Linked DNA regions of Homo sapiens: all the other regions are linked to region 2. A link is a loop called in an ENCODE intact Hi-C map of the cell type or tissue named here. Cell type or tissue: heart right ventricle. All regions are shown on one strand. Links, peaks and the distances in the headings refer to the core of each region. The heading gives the core; the rest is flanking DNA.

Region 1 (6,007 bases), core at 459-5,458, 310 kb after region 2:
TGCCCTAGAGATTTGTGGAACTTTGAACTTGAGAAAGATGATTTAGGGTATCTTGCAGAAGAAACTTCTAAGCGGCAAACCATTCAAGAGGTGGCTTGGGTGCTGTTAAACACACTCAGTTATAAGCAGAGCATAAAAGTTCAGAAAATTCACATCCTGGCAATATGATAGAAAAGAAAATCCCATTTTCTGAGGAGAAATTCAATCTGGCTGCAGAAATTTGCATAAGTAATGAAGAGCCGAATGTTAATCTCCAAGACAATGGGGAAAACATCTCCCAGGCAGGTCAGAGTTCTTCATGGCAGCCCCTCCCATCGCATGCCTGGAGACCTAGGAGGAAAAAGTGGGTTCATAGGCTGGGCCCCAGGTCCCCATGCTGTGTGCAGCCTAGGGACTTGGTGCCCTGCATCCCACCTTTTCCAGCCATGGCTGAAAGGGGCCAATATAGAGCCCAGGCCATAGCTTCAGAGGATTCAAGCCCCAAGCCTTGGCAGCTTCCAGGTGGTGTTGAGCTTACAAGTGCACAGAAGTCAAGAACTGGGGTTTGGGAACCTCTCCCTAGATTTCAGATGTATGCAAACGCCTGGATGCCCAGGCAGAAGATTACTGCTAGGGCAGGGATCTCATAAAGAACCTCTGCTAGGGCTGTGCAGAAGGGAAATGTGGGGTTAGAGCCCTCACACAGAGTCCCTACTGGGGCATCGCCTAGTTGAGCTGTGAGAAGAGGGTCACTATCCTCCAGACCCCAGAATGGTAGATCCACAGACAGCTTGCACTGTGTGCCTGGAAAAGCCACAGACACTCAATGCCAGCCCATGAAAGAAACCAGGAGGGAGGCTGTACCCTGCAGAGGCACAGGGATAGAGCTTCCCAAGACCATGGGAACCCACCTCTTGCATGAGCATGACCTGGCTGTGAGACATGGAGTCAAAGGAGATCGTTTTGGAGCTTTAAGATTTGACTGCCCAGCTGGGTTTTGGACTTGCACGGTGCCTGTAGCCCCTTTGTTTTGGCCAATTTCTCCCATTTGGAGTAGCTGTATTTACCCAATGGCTTTATTTACCCAATACCTGTACCCCCATTGTATCTAGGAAGTAACTAACTTGCTTTTGATTTTACAGGTTCATAGAAGGAAGGGACTTGCCTTGTCTTGGATGAGACTTTGGACTATGAATTTTTGATGTAATGCTGAAATGAGTTGAGACTTTGGGGGACTGTTGGGAAGGCATGATTGGTTTTGAAATGTGAGGACATGAGATTTGGGAGGGGCCATGGGTGGAATGATATGGTTTGGCTGTGTCCTCACGCAAATCTCATCTTGAATTCCCATGTGTTGTTGGAGGGACCTGGTGAGAGGTAATTAAATCATGGGGGCAAGTCTTTTATGTGCTGTATAATGTGAATGGGTCTTACAAGAGCTGATGGTTTTAAAAACAAAAGTTTCCCTGCACAAGCTCTTCCCTCTTGCCACCACCACGTAAGAAATGCCTTTCACCTTCCACCATGATTGTGAGGCCTCCCCAGTCATGTAGAACTGTGAGTCCAATAAACTTCTTTCTTTTATAAGTTGCCCAGCCTTGGATATGTCTTTTTCAGCAGAGTGAAAATGGACTAATTAAAAAAGGAAATCTGTATATTTGAAGAGACATCTGTATCCTCATGTTTATTGCAGCTCTATTGACAATAGCCAAGATATAAAGTCAGTTTAGATGTCCAACAACAGATGAATGCCTTTTTAAATGTAGTCTGTATACACAATGGGATATGATTCAGCCATAAAAAAAGAAAGAAATCCTTTCATTTGAGGCAACATGGATGGAACTGGAGGGCATTATGTTAAGTGAAATAAGCCAGAAACAGAAATTTAAACACTACATGTTCTCATTCTTATGTGGAAGCTAAAAAAAGTAGATCTTATAGAAACAAAAAGTTAAACAGAGGATAGTGGAGCCTGGGAAGGATGGGGTAAGGGAGCGACAGGGAGAGATGTGTTAAAGGATATAAAATTACATATAAAGTTACAGCTAGATAGATAGAATAAGTTCCAGTATTCTCTACCACTGTAGCATAACTATACTTAATAATAATATATAGTCTTAAATAGCTAGAGGAATGTTCCCAACACAGAGAAATAATAGGTATTTGAGATGATAGATATGCTATTTGCCCCAATCTGATCACTATACACTATGTGTCTCAAAACATCCCTACATACCACATGAATATGTACAATCATTATATGTCAATTAAAGAATAAAATAAAAACATGTTCAAATAAATAAAATTAATTTGGAAGCCTAGTATCCAGGTTGAGCAAGTAAGTTGAAAACAGTAGGACCATTGAAGATGTGAAGAAGTGATGAATACAAGAATCCTTATAATTAAGTAGGTTATGTGCCTTAAAGAAACTCTGTGTGACTCTGTAGAATAGTAATCACTGAAATGTGTAGTTACCAAAAGCAGTGAAACAAGATGACACATGTTCAGTTTCTCTAGAAACAAACAATTAGTTGTGTGGAAGAAATGAAATAATAGAGTCCAGACTGTCCTGACTGTTTGTTCCTGGGGCAGAGGTTTTCTTCAGGATAGCACGGCAGGGTGCATCTTCCTAATACCTGCTGGGTGAGAAAAAAGTGGAGATTTGTAACCCCCATCAAAGAGAACCTCACCTTCCTACTTATTAGTGCCAGAAATAATTCCTCCAGGGTCATCCTTGGAGGAACAATGGAAAGAGGAGGAGGAATCAAGCCCAGCAATGCCAAGACGTCACTGTTTCAACACACTCACACCTGCCTCTTTTGATGAAATGACACTTCAGGGGGTCAGAGGTGGGCTTATTCTTTCAGCTATGTCCTGAATGAACGCACAGTAGGGAGGCCCTAGTTCTAAACAATTGTGAGCAATTATTGACTGTAATAAAAACAAAACTGCCATCAAAAAAAACTGTTCCTCGTTGCATGCTACCCCTCCTATTCCTTAGAAGTTATTACATGAAATGGACTTGCCAGCCCAGTATGTTGTCACTCTTGCATCTTCACATGACTCTGCCTCGTTGTAATCATCACCACCTTTTTTTTTCTTGAGTCCTTGAAGCAAGAATGGATCAAGGGAATAATTTAATTCTAGCGCCCTCTGCTGGTCCTGTAGAAGGGCAAGATGTCTGAAACTACATCAGTACTTGCCACATTGTTCACTACCGAAAAGCCGTTTTATTATTTTATTAACTCCAGAGACGTCACATTTTGAAATTTTTCTTTCAGAAAAACTCTGTCTATTACGTATTTATTAGTCTACCAGTTTGCATCTATTAAAGTCATAGAAAACTGCCAATCAGAACTTGTGACCAACATGCAGTAACCAAGCTTACTACACAAAGGTTATGTATTTCTAGTTCAACATAAAAATTCATACTTTACCTAGCCTGTAAAATATTGTTGGTAAGTGTGCAATTTCTGTGACTTTTTAACATATTGCACATAACTTAAGGACCTGGTTCCTACACAGAGATCCAGGGACCCCAGGTTTTGAACCATAGAGTCAGAATGTCTATCTCAGTACCTAAACAACAGGCATGTTTCTGACATATTCTTACTTTACTAGTAAGCACTTCTGGATGATCGCTAAATGTTTCTTGTTACTTGCATATAATTCTTCAAATTACTTTGGTGTGTTAACTGGTCATATCGTGGCCTAGGTTTTCAGGTAACAGGTTAGCAACAGCGATGAACAGCAGAGTGGGGGTGGAGATGGTATCTAGGAGGTGGCATACATAGGTACATGATTAGCGATATCTGAAATCCAATTCTCAGTTGCCTTCTTGCCCCATTGCCCTCCAACTGCATTACAGGATGGTCTCACAAACAGAAAGTTGATGTATTCACAGGAGAAAAGAGAGGGAGATGGCACAACATGGTAGACTCAGCAGAGTATGTGAATGGGGCCCGGGGGGAGAAAGGCAGGGGAGTGAGACAGTCAAGAAATAGGGGAGGGATAGCATTAGGAGATATACCTAATGTTAAATGACGAGTTAATGGGTGCAGCACACCAACATGGCACATGTAATATATATGTAACAAACCTGCATGTTGTGTACATGTACCCTAAAACTTAAAGTATAATAAAAACAAAGAAATAGCCAAGGAGGCCTCTGAGGCCAGAGACTCATTGTTCTCACCATGGCGACTGACACAATACCTGAACTCATACTAGGCTCTCAAACATTTGGAAAATTTCTGCAGGTATCATGCTTACTTCTCCTAGAAAAGCTCTTAGCTAGGTACAAAGCTTTACCACTGACACTAATAATCAAGACTGCTAAGATGATAATCAAAAGTAGCTTGTTCAGTGGTAGAATTGAGCTTGCTATGTGGCTGTATTTTGTACAGAAATGGCTGTATGTTTTCGAAAAAGATGAATGTGTCTCAGAGTGATTTTCAATGTGTGATTTTTTTCTTTTAAAGTAAAATTTCATTGCAATATAACATGCAAATGGAAAGGTACACAAAGTGAACACAACTACCTAACCAGAACTCAGATCAAGAAACAGATCATTCCAGCACCCAGAAGACCTCGTTGTGTCTCCTTCCTGTCATTCGCCACAGCCCCATCCCTGCTATCCTAACTTCTATGCCGTAGATGAATTTTGCCTATTTTTATAATATACACACATACACATACATGAATATATACTCTTCTGTGTCAAGTTTCTTTTGCTCAACATTATTTTGTGAGGGAAATTCATGTTGTTAGTTGCAATTTATTCTCATTGCTATATTAATAAATGTACCACAATTTTTAATCGATTCTTATGATGAGTTGACTCCAGTTACTATTCTAGCTACTGTTCTGAATTGTGCTGGTATGAGCATCTATACACATTTGTTTTGCATGCATATATACCCTTTTTTGTTAGGTATTTGCCAAGTGGTGTAATTGCTGGATCACAGGACATAGTATGTGCATACAATCAGCTTGCACAGGTGCTGCCAAAAGGTTTTGCAATGTGATTGTGCTGATTTTGTATTAGTTTTTGTGCAAAGCTAGATGCCAGAGATGTTTAGAGAGGATAAAGAACAGGGAGTGAGAATATTGTCCCTAGGCCTATGATTTGGAGCCTAAGGGGATTTGATGGAAAAGAAGACAAAATAATCCTCAAAGGGATAGGCCCCGCCAATCATCAACTAATCACTGGAGTGGATCTGAAAGTCTACTTCCTAAGGGTGAGAAAGGAAGGCAGAATCATAATGCAAAAGGCAAAGGAGAAGGAGAAGATAAGGAAGAGGATCAAAATGGATGCTACCCCCAAATGTGAAGGCAATGCTAAAAATTTACCATCATTAAAAAGTGGCATTGTAGTGTCTCAAAACCCTGACCCCAACAGGGAAAATTAGAACCAGACTGCAGCAAAATATGAGGCCTGTAGTATACATTTGTATTGGTCTCAAAGTTTCATAAACTTGTTTGGGGCTTTGTGGGCACTCAGAGTTATTAACCAGGACAGCTCCTCTTTGTAATTTTGGAGTAATGCTTTTTACCACTGCTAGTATTCACAGGAAAACAATAAAAGCTTATTTTTGAGCTTCTCCATAAGATTTTTTTCTTTATTTCTTCTAAAAAAGAAAAAACAGGATACATGTGCAGAACATGTAGGTTTGTTACATAGGTATACATGTGCCATGGTGATCTGCTGCACCTATTTACCCATCCTCTAAGTTCCCTCCCCTCACTCCCCACCCTCCAATAGGCCCTGGTATGTGTTGTTCCACTCTCTGTGTCCATGTGTTCTCACTGTTCAACTCCCACTTATAAGTGAGAACATGTGGTGTTCAGTTTTCTGTTTCTGTGTTAGTTTGCTGAAGATGATGGCTTCCAGCTTTATCCATCCATGTTCCTGCAAAGGACCTGATTTCATTCTTTTTTATGGCTGCATAGTATTCCCTGGTGTATATGTACCACATTTTCTTTATCCAGTCTATCACTGATGGGCATTTGGGCTGGTTCCATGTTT
Region 2 (6,007 bases), core at 293-5,292:
CAGAACCTCTCCCTGCATAAATGTTTAGTTCCTGTTCTTCTTGTTCTTCTTTATGACCTTACCATTATTGTGATTAAAAAAAAAAAAAAATCCTAGGCACTGTGGGAGGTGAAACAGATGCAGAAGACTTTGACGATGGAAATTGCTATTTATTCTGCAAATATTTGTAACTACTTGTTATGTGACAGATCCTGGGCTAGGTACTTCCTCCTTTACATGACTTCTGGAAGGCTTCTTGTTTAAACATCCACGGTCTTTTTTGTTTTTGTTTTTGTTTTTGTTTTCTTTGAGAGGTCTGCATGCTTAAAATGCTTCCCATAGATAAGCAGTGGTTTGTTCTCCATGAATGCAGCAACAAATTAGGTTACCTGCAGGGAGAATCACCTCCCACACTAAGGTAGGTCCCAGGTGTTTGAGGCAGACACTACCGTGATGACCGGTACATGAGTTAGAGAACACTTTGTACAGAGGGAGAGAGTCCTCTTGACTAGATCTGCAATATTGAGAACAAAAAGAGGCAAGTGAAGATAAAAAAGGAAGGTAGTAGAGGGAGATGACTGGCAATAGAAGCTAGTACAGTAGTATCTTACTTCACAAAATTATTGAGTTACCCAAAAGCTGATTCCAAAGTTTTGTAAATATCATCCCAACACATTAGAAAGGCTTGCTAAATTAAAGAAGCTTGCTACTTAGAGCTTTTGTCAAGCAAAAAGGCCCTTATTTCAATTCAAATTTTACATAGATGACTTGTAGGTAAGAACTCTCAACATTTTCAAAGCCCTTAGACATACATTTCTTTGGATTCTCACAAAAACGCCATGAGAATTGTTTTCCCTTCCACAGATGAGGAAAGTGAAGCTTAGAGGTTGAGCCACTTGCCCATGGAAGCCTGGTAGGGAAATGGCTGAGGTTAAGACCAGGACCCCGGCACACTACTCATTGGCACTAAGGTAGCCCCATGACATGTCTCTACAGAGATAGGCAGAGCAAAAGAAACTTACTTTTTCAGGCAATTTTCTCTGATTTTCATAAAACTGTAGCTACCAAATGGGGATACCTAGGGTATCAGTTTTATGATATCCTAGGTATCCCCGTTTCTCCCATTCTTCCCCTCCAAACCATCTTCCTGGGTCTGCTGCCCTGTCCATCTTCACAGAATTCAGTTCGGATTGTCTCCTCCCCCAGCATCTCTGCTATCTCCACGTAGTCTACAAACTAAGTGCAGGAGCCACAGACTGACAGTCAGGACTTCTGCCTGAGCCCCCATCCACAGCTCAAACCCTCTTTCCTATTTCACTATGCTAATGCTTACCCCTTGCACTCCAAACAAGCAGGTCTGTGTACCACCATCTAACACCCCAACAGGGCCAGGCTAGGGTGAGGTGAGTCACAGCACTTAAAGGTTCACCAAAGAATTCAGTAATCAAGGTTAATATTTTAATGGAATATTTAAAAAAATCAAAATTAATATCAAAAATGCATGATGAAAAATAACAAAATTTTAAATAAAGACAGGGTAAGTTTAGGGGTTTTTCCTATTGCTTCAGGCTCAAAAGTGCCTTCCGGGGCACTGTTATCGGCCCTGCAGTGACTCCCCACACAGATACTTTTACTAATGATGTTTCCCAAAAGTTAGTTCTTACAACCGCTTTCTACATTAGTAACGTCTTTCTTCTTGAACGCTCCAGCATTTAAGTGTAGCGCTCTACTGTCAGGAAAACCCATTTCCCCTAGTAACTAGTAGTACTTCGAAGATATTCTGAATCATCTTGGATCCTTTCCAGCACTTTCCCAAACCACAGTGAGCACTCAGCACCACTTCGCTAAAAGAGTGCAGAATCACAATGCTCAAATCACTGTCTGGGGGGTTCAGCAGGGAGGGGACGCAGATATGTTTTGTTTAGTCCAGGGTGTTTTGAGAAAATTGAATTTGTTATCAAGATTTTACAAATCAGGATATTGTACATGAATATACTCCGTCATTTCTGGAAAAATCAGAAAATCTAGCAACACTAGGTCTAATTCTTGCCCGATAGCAAGGGACCCTGAGAGCAGATAAGCGGCCCTGCCTTCGGAGCTCTCTCCAGTTCGCCTTCCCCCAGTTACAGTGCCTGTCAGGCCCCATTAGATCTTTGAGTTTGCTATCGTAAGAATAAAGGAAGGAGCGCACAGGATAAAAACCCATCGGCTGGGTCTATTCGTTTTTTCCTAGAGAAAAAAAAAAATGTTTCCTGGTTGTCCTTTCGAATATAGTCTCACAGAGAAGCTCACAGAAGCAGCCCACCTTTCTAGCCCACAAACTTCCCACAAGCCGTGAAAGTCGCACCGGCTCTTGCACCCAGATCGGTTTCTCCCGGGTCTTTGGCTCAGGGCCCCCGCCCCTACATTGGCCTTTCCCTTCCTCTGCCACCTCCGCGCTCCGAGGCCTGGGGCGGGTCGCGGGTCCCGGCCCCCAGCCCCCAGCCCCTAGCCGCTGCTCTTTGCCCCGGGCCAGGGCGCTCGGGCTCGCCCACGGCGGCACTGAGCATGCTCAGAGGCGGCCGCGCGGGCAGGTTTGCTTCGCAGGCGCTCGCACTCGGCGGCGGGCGGGCGCGCGGCTGCAGCTGGAGCTCCAGCGCCCGGAGTTGGAGTTGCCGGGAGTTTCCCCCCAACCCCTCCCTTTTCGCGCGCGGCAGCAGGAGCCGGCGCGGGAGCCGCGAGCGGCGGCGAGCCAGCACCCGGGCCGGCTAAGCCTTGTCCGGAGCCCGGAGCCCCGCGCGGGGCAGCCCCCCGGGGAGGAGCCTCGTGCTCTGGGACGCGTGCCGCGCACTGGCACGGCAGGGGCGCGAGCCAGGCTGCACGGTAGGACCGGGGCGAGGGGAGCCAGGCGGTCAGGGCGGAGGCCAAGCCCGGGAGATGCGGTTGCAGCCGCCACGGCTGTTGGGGCGCCTGGCGCTCCGTCCGAGGCGGGTGGCTGTGAGGCCAGGGGAGTAGGCAGGCTCCCAGAGAGATTCTTCCAAGTTGGCGGGTGGCGGGAGAGGGGGCCGCGCGCCCCGGCGCAGCTGCTTTGTGCGCGCAGAGAGGGACTCGTGTCCCTGGTTCTCTCCAACCCTGGGACCCGTTGTGCGGGCAGTATTGGGCAAGCCGCAGAACGGAGCGATTTCCTCCGAGAAAGTTGAGGATGGAGCCTTTTTTTCCGCACCGTCCCCGCGATGGCATGGGCCCCGAGAATGCTGCCCCGAGGCTCCCAGTGTGGGGGAGCTCGGGGTCGCTGCGCCTCTAGCTTGAGCGCAGAAATCCGCGAATCACTCCGATCTTCGCGAACTCTGGCATCTTCTAGGAAAATCATTACTGCCAAAACTGAGGCGAGCTTTTCTGGCGGGCACGGCACCCTGCCCCCAGGGCGCTGGCCCTGGGCGATGCCCCCTTTCCGATCTCAGGCTTGGTCAAGGGCGCCAGGTTCCGAATTCGCGCTTGCCGTGCACGCCGGCATCGAGCCTCACCAACACCGCCGGGCAACGTGGCTGGAGTAGGTGGGTGGCTTGATTTTCCCTCCAACCTTTCCTCAGGTTTACAACACCCCGCCACCTCACCACCCCACCCCGTTCATCTTCACAGAGGACAGGACCTGCAGGTGGAGAATTTGGAAAGACATCTTGTTCTTTAGGAGAAAGTCCCCGGGGTGTATCTGCCCTTGGTTCTGGCCCCAGGATTTCATAACGAACCTTCTCCCCTTCCTATTACGCTTCCCTAGGGACTGGGTGGGAGAGAATAGGATCGGTAGGTCCGCAGGAACTTCCATCTCATTCCACCCTCTCCTAAGATTGCCTTCCGGGCGACCCCAGGACCCTGGAACTGGCATTGTGCGGATTGTAAGGCTGTGGAGGATGCCGACGAATTTTTCCTGGCTCCACTTTTTTCACTTCTTGTTTTGAGTTTTGGGGTTTTGCCTGCACACTAGTCAGAGCTGCGCCCTAGTCAGAGCCACCCTGGGGGTGGAGGAGCTTCAGCCGAGGCTGTGAGCTGCTGTTCGTCTCAGAGGCTGCTAGTGGGAATCGGTCCAGAAATGATTATGCAGGCTAGAAATATGCCTCTCTTTTTTTCTTTTTTGGCTGAACACCTTGGCTGTTGGGTTTGTGTGTTACGTTCTTAAAGGGACACCCTCACACTGCTCAAGTGCCAGGATTTAGGGGCTCACCATTCTGCTGCCTGTTTTTCTCTTTGCTTTTTCCTTGAGGGTAGTCTGCTTTGGGGCCGATTTCTAGATGTGCGAATCACATAATGTGGATACACTACACAGTTCTAGAGTCAGACAGACTTGAGGTCAAGTTTCAGCTTTACAGCTGATGACAGTGCTGATGGACAAATGATTAGTCACTCTGAACTTAAGTTTTCTCTTCTGTCAAACGGAGATAATCGTGGCCTTACCTCCCTCCATTGCAGGGTTGTTGTAAACTCAGATGAGATAATGAAAATGAAAAGAGCTAAGAAAACTTTAAAAGCACCATTCAGGTCTTAGATATTGTCTCTGTGCTCTTTACTCAGTTGTTTTGAATGAGCTAATTCTTAATTATAACAAGACATCTAGGTCTTCTCTCCTCTCTGTCCACTCCTCACCAAGTGGTTTAGTTGCTTGGGCCTTTGGAAGCATCTGTTTACCCTTTTTCTTTCTCTATCCTCAAATCCATCTCTTTTGATTTTAAGAATTGGAGCTCCAGTCCTCATATTTATCTGAGGAAGGCAGCATGATGTAGATTAGGAGATGACTGGGGTGGCCTTATCAACATTCAGAGTCCTAGGCCCCAGAATTGGCACGGTCAGAAAGGCCTTAGTTTGAAACTCAAGGCTGATGAAGAAGTCAGCAGATCCTGGAATGGAGCTCTGACTTGACCTCTAATAGTGACCTTGAACTAAGGACTCAAATCCTAATCTGTGAAATCAGTCTATGAAGATTAAAAGCCAGTATCAATTGAAGGCAAGAACAGGTGAGATTATCACTCAGTTAAAAAGGGTTCACACAGGCTCCTGAGCCACCCCAGGTGCAGCATCTTCCCTAATCTTAGGGCAGTGGTTCTCAGATCAGAATCATCTGGAGGGCTTGTTACATCTCAAACTGTTGGGCTATACTGCCAGAGTCTCTGATTCTCTAGGTCTAGGGTGAAGGCCCAAGAATTAGCATTTCTGACTAGTTCCAGATGATGCTAATGGTGCTACAGACCATGCCTATAGAATCACTAACTTATGGAGTGGGAGATAGTAAGAGAGATGACGTTTGTTGTGAAATGCCATTATTTTACTAGCTCATATACAGAGACAAGGTTTCTTTGGGGGTGTGTTGGGAAGTCTCCTTAGGCATTTTATGTTCCAATGCCTGTGCCACTTACCATTATCTAGGTTTAATAATTCTGATTGCTCTTCAAATGGATGTATTTTACAAAGAGGTAGGATTCCCCCTTCTTTTCATACTGTAAAATATGTAGTCTCAGGTTTTAGATCACCCTTGGGTAGTGCCGGATTGGTGACCTTTATAATTTATAAAATCTAAAAACTACCCCATTTCCTTTTTTGGAGAAACCTCAGACATTTGTGGAAAGGAGGTTACGTACAGTTCTGACAGCTTGAACCTTAAGGTTGGAGGACAGAATAGATCACCTAGGGAACAAGTTTAAGAAGAATTTGCAGTGGTGTCTTTTCCGAATGGACAGCTTACCCAGGCCCTGGAAGGAGCATGAAGTACACCCCACGACAAATGTCCCATGGTGGTTAGACCTGGCAAAGCCCTTTCATTCCTTCTGGAGAATGGTAGTGGCATTGGCAGTGGCTGAGACCCTCTCTTCGTCTCTAAGAGGGTAGAAGGCTGGCTTTCAGGGGCAGCTGATCAGTATTAGTGTGGTGTCCTGTGTAACCTAGCTTGTAATGAAGCACTATTGGGACCTAACCCAATCTTAAGCTCTTTTCCTTTTCCCCCACGCCATAGTCCTGTGCTGTGAGCTCACCATGACTTCCTATGACCTAGACTGTGGCCTTG
Region 3 (6,007 bases), core at 459-5,458, 230 kb after region 2:
TTTGATTTAAGGAAGCTATTCCTAGTGGTGAAGTTGCAGCTTCCCTGCCCTATCTTTTCCCAGTCCTCTGGTGGCTCAGCTGTGAATATATGGAAGGAGGCAGGAAAAGGAGATTTTCTTGTGCCCTCTCCCAACTCCTCTGCGCCCTTCCCCATCTTCCTGTTCCACCCCATTGGCCTCTTCCTTTTTTGAGAAAACTTGACTTTCCATGTGGCATGGGTAATAACTCTTAATTTACCAAGAGGAGTACCTTGAGGACAGAAACGGTCAGGCGTTACCTTGGGAAATAACCTGTCAAAACCTATCTGTATGCTAGTCTGCGCACAATTCTGTCTTAGTGATTGCTTCTCTGAACCAACACCATATCTGCAAAGAACAAGGTAGAGAATAAGGAAAAGTCACTGGGAAACCAGGCTCAAGTGCTATCCATGTCACTTCCCTAGTGATACGGTATTGTGCAAGCCTCTTAACCTCTGCTAGTCTCAATCCTATCAGCAGAATTGTGACAATCAAGTGAGATAATATTCGTGAAGGTGCTTTATGATTGCAAAGTGCTATTCAAGTGTTGAGCAGCATGGATGGGTTATTATCATAGTTATGAGTATGATATGAAAGCAAAGGGGACCAAGATTTCTCCTCCTAAATCTGTTCTGAAGACCCAGACCTTTCATTCCAACCTTGCATTCAACCAGATTTGCCTAGAACTGCATTTCCTCTGCTCCCTATTTATCTGTGCTGATTTATCTTGGTTCATGTAGTGCTTGATGCAACTGAGTAACACTGAGTTAACCCCATTCTCCTCCCCTCAGTGCATAATTGAATCCCTTGAAATCCACCATTAAAGAAGAAAAATGGAAAAACATTTACTAAGTGCTTCCTCCAGTCCAGGCACTTTCTTTGCCTGAGATCCTTTTCCACAAACCACAGACTGTGCCCACAGAGGAGAAATTAAGAACCCTTTGCAGCTGAGACCAGTGGAAATTGCGTTTCTATTAAAAGCTATCTGTGGCTAGATGTATCCATCCCAGGTACAAAGTTAAATGATGTAATAAACTTATTCAAAGACATAAAGTCATTATATAAAATGCCATTAAATATCTCACACTCAGTGTTAACAAAATACAGCTATAAATTTCCTTTGGTTGTCATTTTGCAAGTTGCTATTTCTCAGTGATTTATGCATTGGCAAGTTCTTCACTATTGAATTTTGCTGCCCAGTCCCGGCAAATGGGATGTCAGGAATGCATGACCCTCTGAGATGCAATGGCTTTCAACCTTCTTGGTATCACCACTCCTGAGTTTGGGAGTACCAAGTTTCTTCTAGGGCTGGTTTCTATCACTGTTTTGTACCTGCTGGTTAAGTATGGTCCTGAGGCTCCGTATTTCACATACTAGAGATCAGAGGTAAGGAGTCCCAACCATCCGAGCCATGGTACAGAATCCAAGGTTGGGAGCAGACACATCTACTCTGAGCTTTGAGACTGGATCATAGCTCTTACATGAAGCTGTACATTTTGGGGTGTTCTTTACTTGCTGGATGAAGGGGTAAAATGAAGAAGAAGCATTGGAAGGAATATAGAGCATTCTATCTAGAAAAGTTCTGTGGTCCCAGTTTTCCTATGGTTATTCACCGAAACCACAGGTCAAAAGGAAATAACATAAGATCCAGATATGTCTCATTGAACTTGCCTAATTCTGTGAACTTGTCAACGTTTTCATTTATCTTTGCAAGCCAAGTTGTAAATCCAGACAGGCCCCATCCTTTTGAGCCTCCACAGATAGAATACTGGCAGAATGGAAATGACTGGCATGTCAGTGATGAGTTTATAGAGAAGCATTTAGGATTTTCCTAGGTCCTGCAGTCAGTGGGTGTTCTTGCTGCAAGTGCGTCAGTCAAACCCAATCAAAAGAAATGTCGGCTTGTTTCCTAGACACTAGACGAGCGGCCTTTCTGCAGTGTGACCTGCCTTCCTCTTACAGGATACTCACCCTGCCGGAGTCTGGTCACTGTGGGTCAGCTGAGCCAGTTTCTGATGCTCCTGCTCTCCTCCTTTCAGGAAACAGCATCCTCCATTCAGCTGCTGACAGCGTGACCAGCGCAGTGCAGAAGGCAAGCCAGGCCTTGAATGAGCGTGGAGAGCGATTAGGCCGAGCAGAGGAGAAGACAGAAGACCTGAAGAACAGCGCCCAGCAGTTTGCAGAAACTGCGCACAAGGTGGGCCAAGAGAGGAGCAGGCTTCTCAGCTCTGGGGTGTTGGGGAGCTACAGTGCCAAGAAACTTTATTTCAGTATTTTCCTGTGATGAGAGATATAAAATTAAGCTATTTCCCCTTTATGTAATTCCCATCTGCTACTTACTAAACACCTGAGTCGTGGAAAATTTCTTCTTGTACCTGGTTTCTTTGGCTCTTTTCTAATGTCCTCAGCCGTATCTCTGACCTTCTGACCTTGGATCTTTAGGAACTATGGACCATCTTTAGTTCCTGCTCAGAAGTTTAGGGCTCAAGTATCGAGGCACAGAACAGGGGGTCGGGGAGAAGAGATCAGGTCTTCGAATATCCCTGCCCCACTTAGCCAACACATGGAGGACGTGAGGCTGCTCGTGCTTGCTTTTCCATCCTGTCCCTTTCTCATCCTGAGTGTAGCAGTGTGTCCTTATCTCTTCACCAGACACAAAGCAAGCCCCAGTCCCAGGGAACTACGCACCTCGGGGCTAGTTTTCCCTCGGAGAGGGGTCGATTGTTATTTCAGGGCCTCAATTCTGGGGCTCTGAGCTTGACCGGACCAGCGCTGAGCTGTCAGCAATACTCCCTGCTGCCCCTGAATCCAGAGAAGGGCATTTCCTGCGTGACTGAGTGCGCACTCTGCACATTCTCATACTCGCTGAGAACTGTGCCTTTTAGAAGGGAAAGGGGCAGTTTTTATTGGCAGCCAGCTATCTAAGGCAGTCACAAACCAAAGGAAAGAGAGGCCCTGTTGGTCAGGTGATAAAGAGGATTTATTACTGTTGTTGTGCTTCAGATCAAAGGGCAGTTTTTTTTCTGGTTAGTGGTTTGAATTTAGCCTTCCAGAAACAACATCTGCTGATGACTTGTGTTGGCATGTCAGGCTTATGATCTGGCCCTTCAAATACACTTTTCAGGTGACCTTTCGGGGAAGAAAATAACTGGCTTTAACAGAAACACCACTTCTGCTGAGGAAACAAGGATGGATAACCTAAAAAGCAATGAGAAGAATATTCCCAGCTGAGTTGCGGTGACCTCTTCTGGAGGCTCACGCTCAGGTCCAGCTGGGGATCCAGCTCTAAGTGGATGACTCCTGCCTTCTCTTCCTGCATCCCCTTTGCACAGCGCTGTCTTGTCATCTCATTCATTCTCTGTCGTGACAGGGTCTTACTGCACTGTTGCCCGTGGGGCCCATTTCGAGTTCCTTCAAGGAGAATTGGCTAGATCTATCTGAAAATGCAGACAGCCCTGCTGGAGGCCAGAGCCTCAGATTGCTGCTGTTGGTGCAGAGGCAGAGAGTGAACTTGGATTGAAGGTCTCCCTAGTTCCTTCCTCCTTTCTCCAGCCTCTGTGACACAGAGATAATGATGACATGGAAATGCTGGCATTACAGCCTCAGCTTCTTTAACAACAACAGCAGCTTCCGTGATTTCAGTGGGAGACGGATAGTGGAAATCTGGGGAAACATTTAAGTTGTTGAGTTGGGTAGAGGAGGCTAAAGGGAATAACTTTATAACAGTCTTCAGTTCTGGGAAGGGTGATGGTACAGGCATTTTTCTTTCATGTCTTCCCACACAGAATAGAGCAATCAATAGTGCACTGATAAAATTCTGCTAAAACAAGAGTTTAGGTTAATGATTAAACCATGAACCAGGTTACCAAGGAAGATTGTAAAATTGCTCTTCCTAAGGTGGCATAGACAATACCTGGATGTCGTCCACGTAGGCGTCCCTCCCAGAGGGGGCTGTACAAACACTGGATTGGATAACCTAACCAGATGGCCTGAATTCTTGGCCCTGGTAGCCCTGTTTCCCTGATACTGTGGCCAAGTTTGCGAGGCAATTGGGAAAGCAATATGGAATAGTAGTTAACATCTTGTGTTTGAATATAGCGCTGTCATTTACCATCTTGGTGACCTTGGGCAAATGCTTAATTTCTCTAAGCCTCAGTTTTCTCATCAGTAGAATAGAGCACTATTCTTTATGAGAATAGTACCTACGTACTAGAGTGTTCAGAGAATTGAATGAGTTCAAAGCTATTAGCACAGTATGTAGCACATATAAATCTAAATTACTATTATTTGTAATCATTTTCATAAATTTTTTTTCTACTGACCCTGCCCTATTCAGTCACATAATGAGCACTGTAGAGGGATTGGAGAATTGATACTGGTGATTGAGGATCCTCAACACAGGGACAGGGAAGGAATGGAGGAGAAGATTTTGTGCCTCCCAAACCCAAAGGGAAAGGGGTGTGGGAGGGCCCTCATGCTAAATGTTGATACTATCTAAACACAGATCAGCCCTTGAAACAGGACCCATCAGGATAGAAACTAATGCGGCCACCAAAGGCAAAGGGGTCTCTGGCTTGACCAGTGGGAAAATTTATGCCTAGCAGTTACCTGCTTTCACTCGGGAGGGGTGAGGCGTGGACAGCTTGTGTTTATTTTGGTTTCCCCTCCCTCAGGTCATCTCGGGGGGAAGAGGAGGGGTTACTAGTGTCTGTTAATGTGTATGAGAGTGAGAGAGTGTCATGGCCAGACTTGCAGTTGTGTGAAACTGGGATGTGTGCCTATGAATCACTGGCACTGGCAGTATTCCTAACAAGCAGATTGACCTCTTTAGATAAGGTGTGGCTATTTTCCCAGGGACCAGGACTCTTGATTTGGACCTGCTAGCATAGGCTGACCATGAAGCTGTCATTTTACTGGACAAGCCACAGCCAGGCCTGCTGGTGAGGGGAGAGTTCAGAGATGGAACCCAAGCATTCTACCCCCTAGACAAGCATGGCTCTGTTGACTCAGAAGGAGTAAGCTGTGCTTACAAGTGGGGGCCAGAACACATGGCAGAGTCCTGAGCTGAAAATGGCAATGCCAGGTGGCAGCTCCTAGAGCTCCCAGTTGAATAAGGGTGCCGAACCCCAGCTGGAGAGTTTGGCACACCTTTGTAGAGTCCAGTAGAAAATAACTTGGCCTTCTAACTTGTTCCAGGACTCCTGCAGTGACCCAGGTGCAAGAGTCAATGGATCACTTTTGCACAACCCTGACTTCAAAATACGCAGGTGCTTGTTGTCTACAGTGCAGATAGAAAATGATCCTTCCGCCCTGCCTTCCTAGACTGACTCCCCCACCTCCACTCTGGTGAGCCTGGTTTGAGGAAATGTGGTCCTTTCTTGAGCTCCGGGCTTCATGCAAAGTTAACCTCAGGAAAGTGCACCACAATCGCAGAAACAGATCTGCTCACTTTCCCTTGCCAAAAAGCACAATGTTGCAGCAGACGCAATGCTTTGACGGCCCCGCCATAGTCAGTGAGTCAGTAGACAAGAGCATTACCCACACTCAGACATCCTCAGATGACATTTCTTGCAGAAAAAAACATTGACTTGCCCTGTTTTGCACTAGCCTACGTGTGTGGGGGAAGAAAGGGCGTGTGGCCTTTCTCTCACTGCGAGGGAATGGCTGCCTCTATCCTTACTACCTAAGGAGCTCAGGTCTGGGTCTTCGGAGCACAGGTCTTATAATATATAATATTATATTATTATAAAATAATACTATTATGTTATAATAGTATTATAAAAAATAAAATACATGATTTTATTATTTATCAACAGTAATATATTGATACTATATCTGCCTGGTATCAGTCATGATTTTATTATAATCATTTTTTAGGTTGAGTAGGTTACATGCATAGCATTGAAAGAGAACTCTTTCCATGAGATATTAAGAACACAAAATATATCAAAAGGAAATTTGAAATTTTAACAACTCTGACACCTAAATT

What was found. Hi-C counts contacts between places; a loop is a spot of excess contacts. Peaks named below come from ENCODE experiments on the same cell type or tissue, not always from the same donor. Only the 100,000 strongest peaks of a DNase experiment are listed, where the experiment ranks them.
Region 1: it touches region 2 in a loop (4-fold over the local background); 45 of 110 quality-filtered maps call a loop at or near these places.
Region 3: a loop joins it to region 2, with 3 times the contacts of the local background. A loop is called at or near these places in 74 of 110 quality-filtered maps.

The regions. Positions count from the first base shown.
Region 1 is chr14:24,732,223-24,738,229 of GRCh38, reverse strand. No RefSeq gene overlaps it. Among named protein-coding and RNA genes, the nearest start is that of GZMB, 100 kb to the right of the region's middle. In heart right ventricle, for the core only: a CTCF peak has its summit at 3,138 (motif pointing left); a DNase peak (open chromatin) is centred at 3,131.
Region 2 is chr14:25,046,712-25,052,718 of GRCh38, reverse strand. STXBP6 (syntaxin binding protein 6) reads left to right here and starts at 2,572. Exons shown (of 6, transcript NM_001394410.1): 1 at 2,572-2,841. It overlaps LOC124903295 (a long non-coding RNA gene), which reads right to left and starts at 2,375. Exons shown (of 2, transcript XR_007064091.1): 1 at 2,285-2,375; 2 at 129-493. In heart right ventricle, for the core only: no CTCF peak of the experiment used is centred there; DNase peaks (open chromatin) are centred at 2,598, 3,042, 3,358 and 3,938; H3K4me3 peaks cover 4,016 bases; H3K27ac peaks cover 3,419 bases.
Region 3 is chr14:24,815,245-24,821,251 of GRCh38, reverse strand. It overlaps STXBP6 (syntaxin binding protein 6), which reads left to right. Exons shown (of 6, transcript NM_001394410.1): 5 at 2,058-2,215. LOC124903293 (a long non-coding RNA gene) reads right to left here and starts at 2,894. Exons shown (of 2, transcript XR_007064089.1): 1 at 2,359-2,894; 2 at 1-2,262. In heart right ventricle, for the core only: a CTCF peak has its summit at 3,265 (motif pointing left); DNase peaks (open chromatin) are centred at 3,334, 4,008 and 4,847; H3K27ac peaks cover 3,390 bases.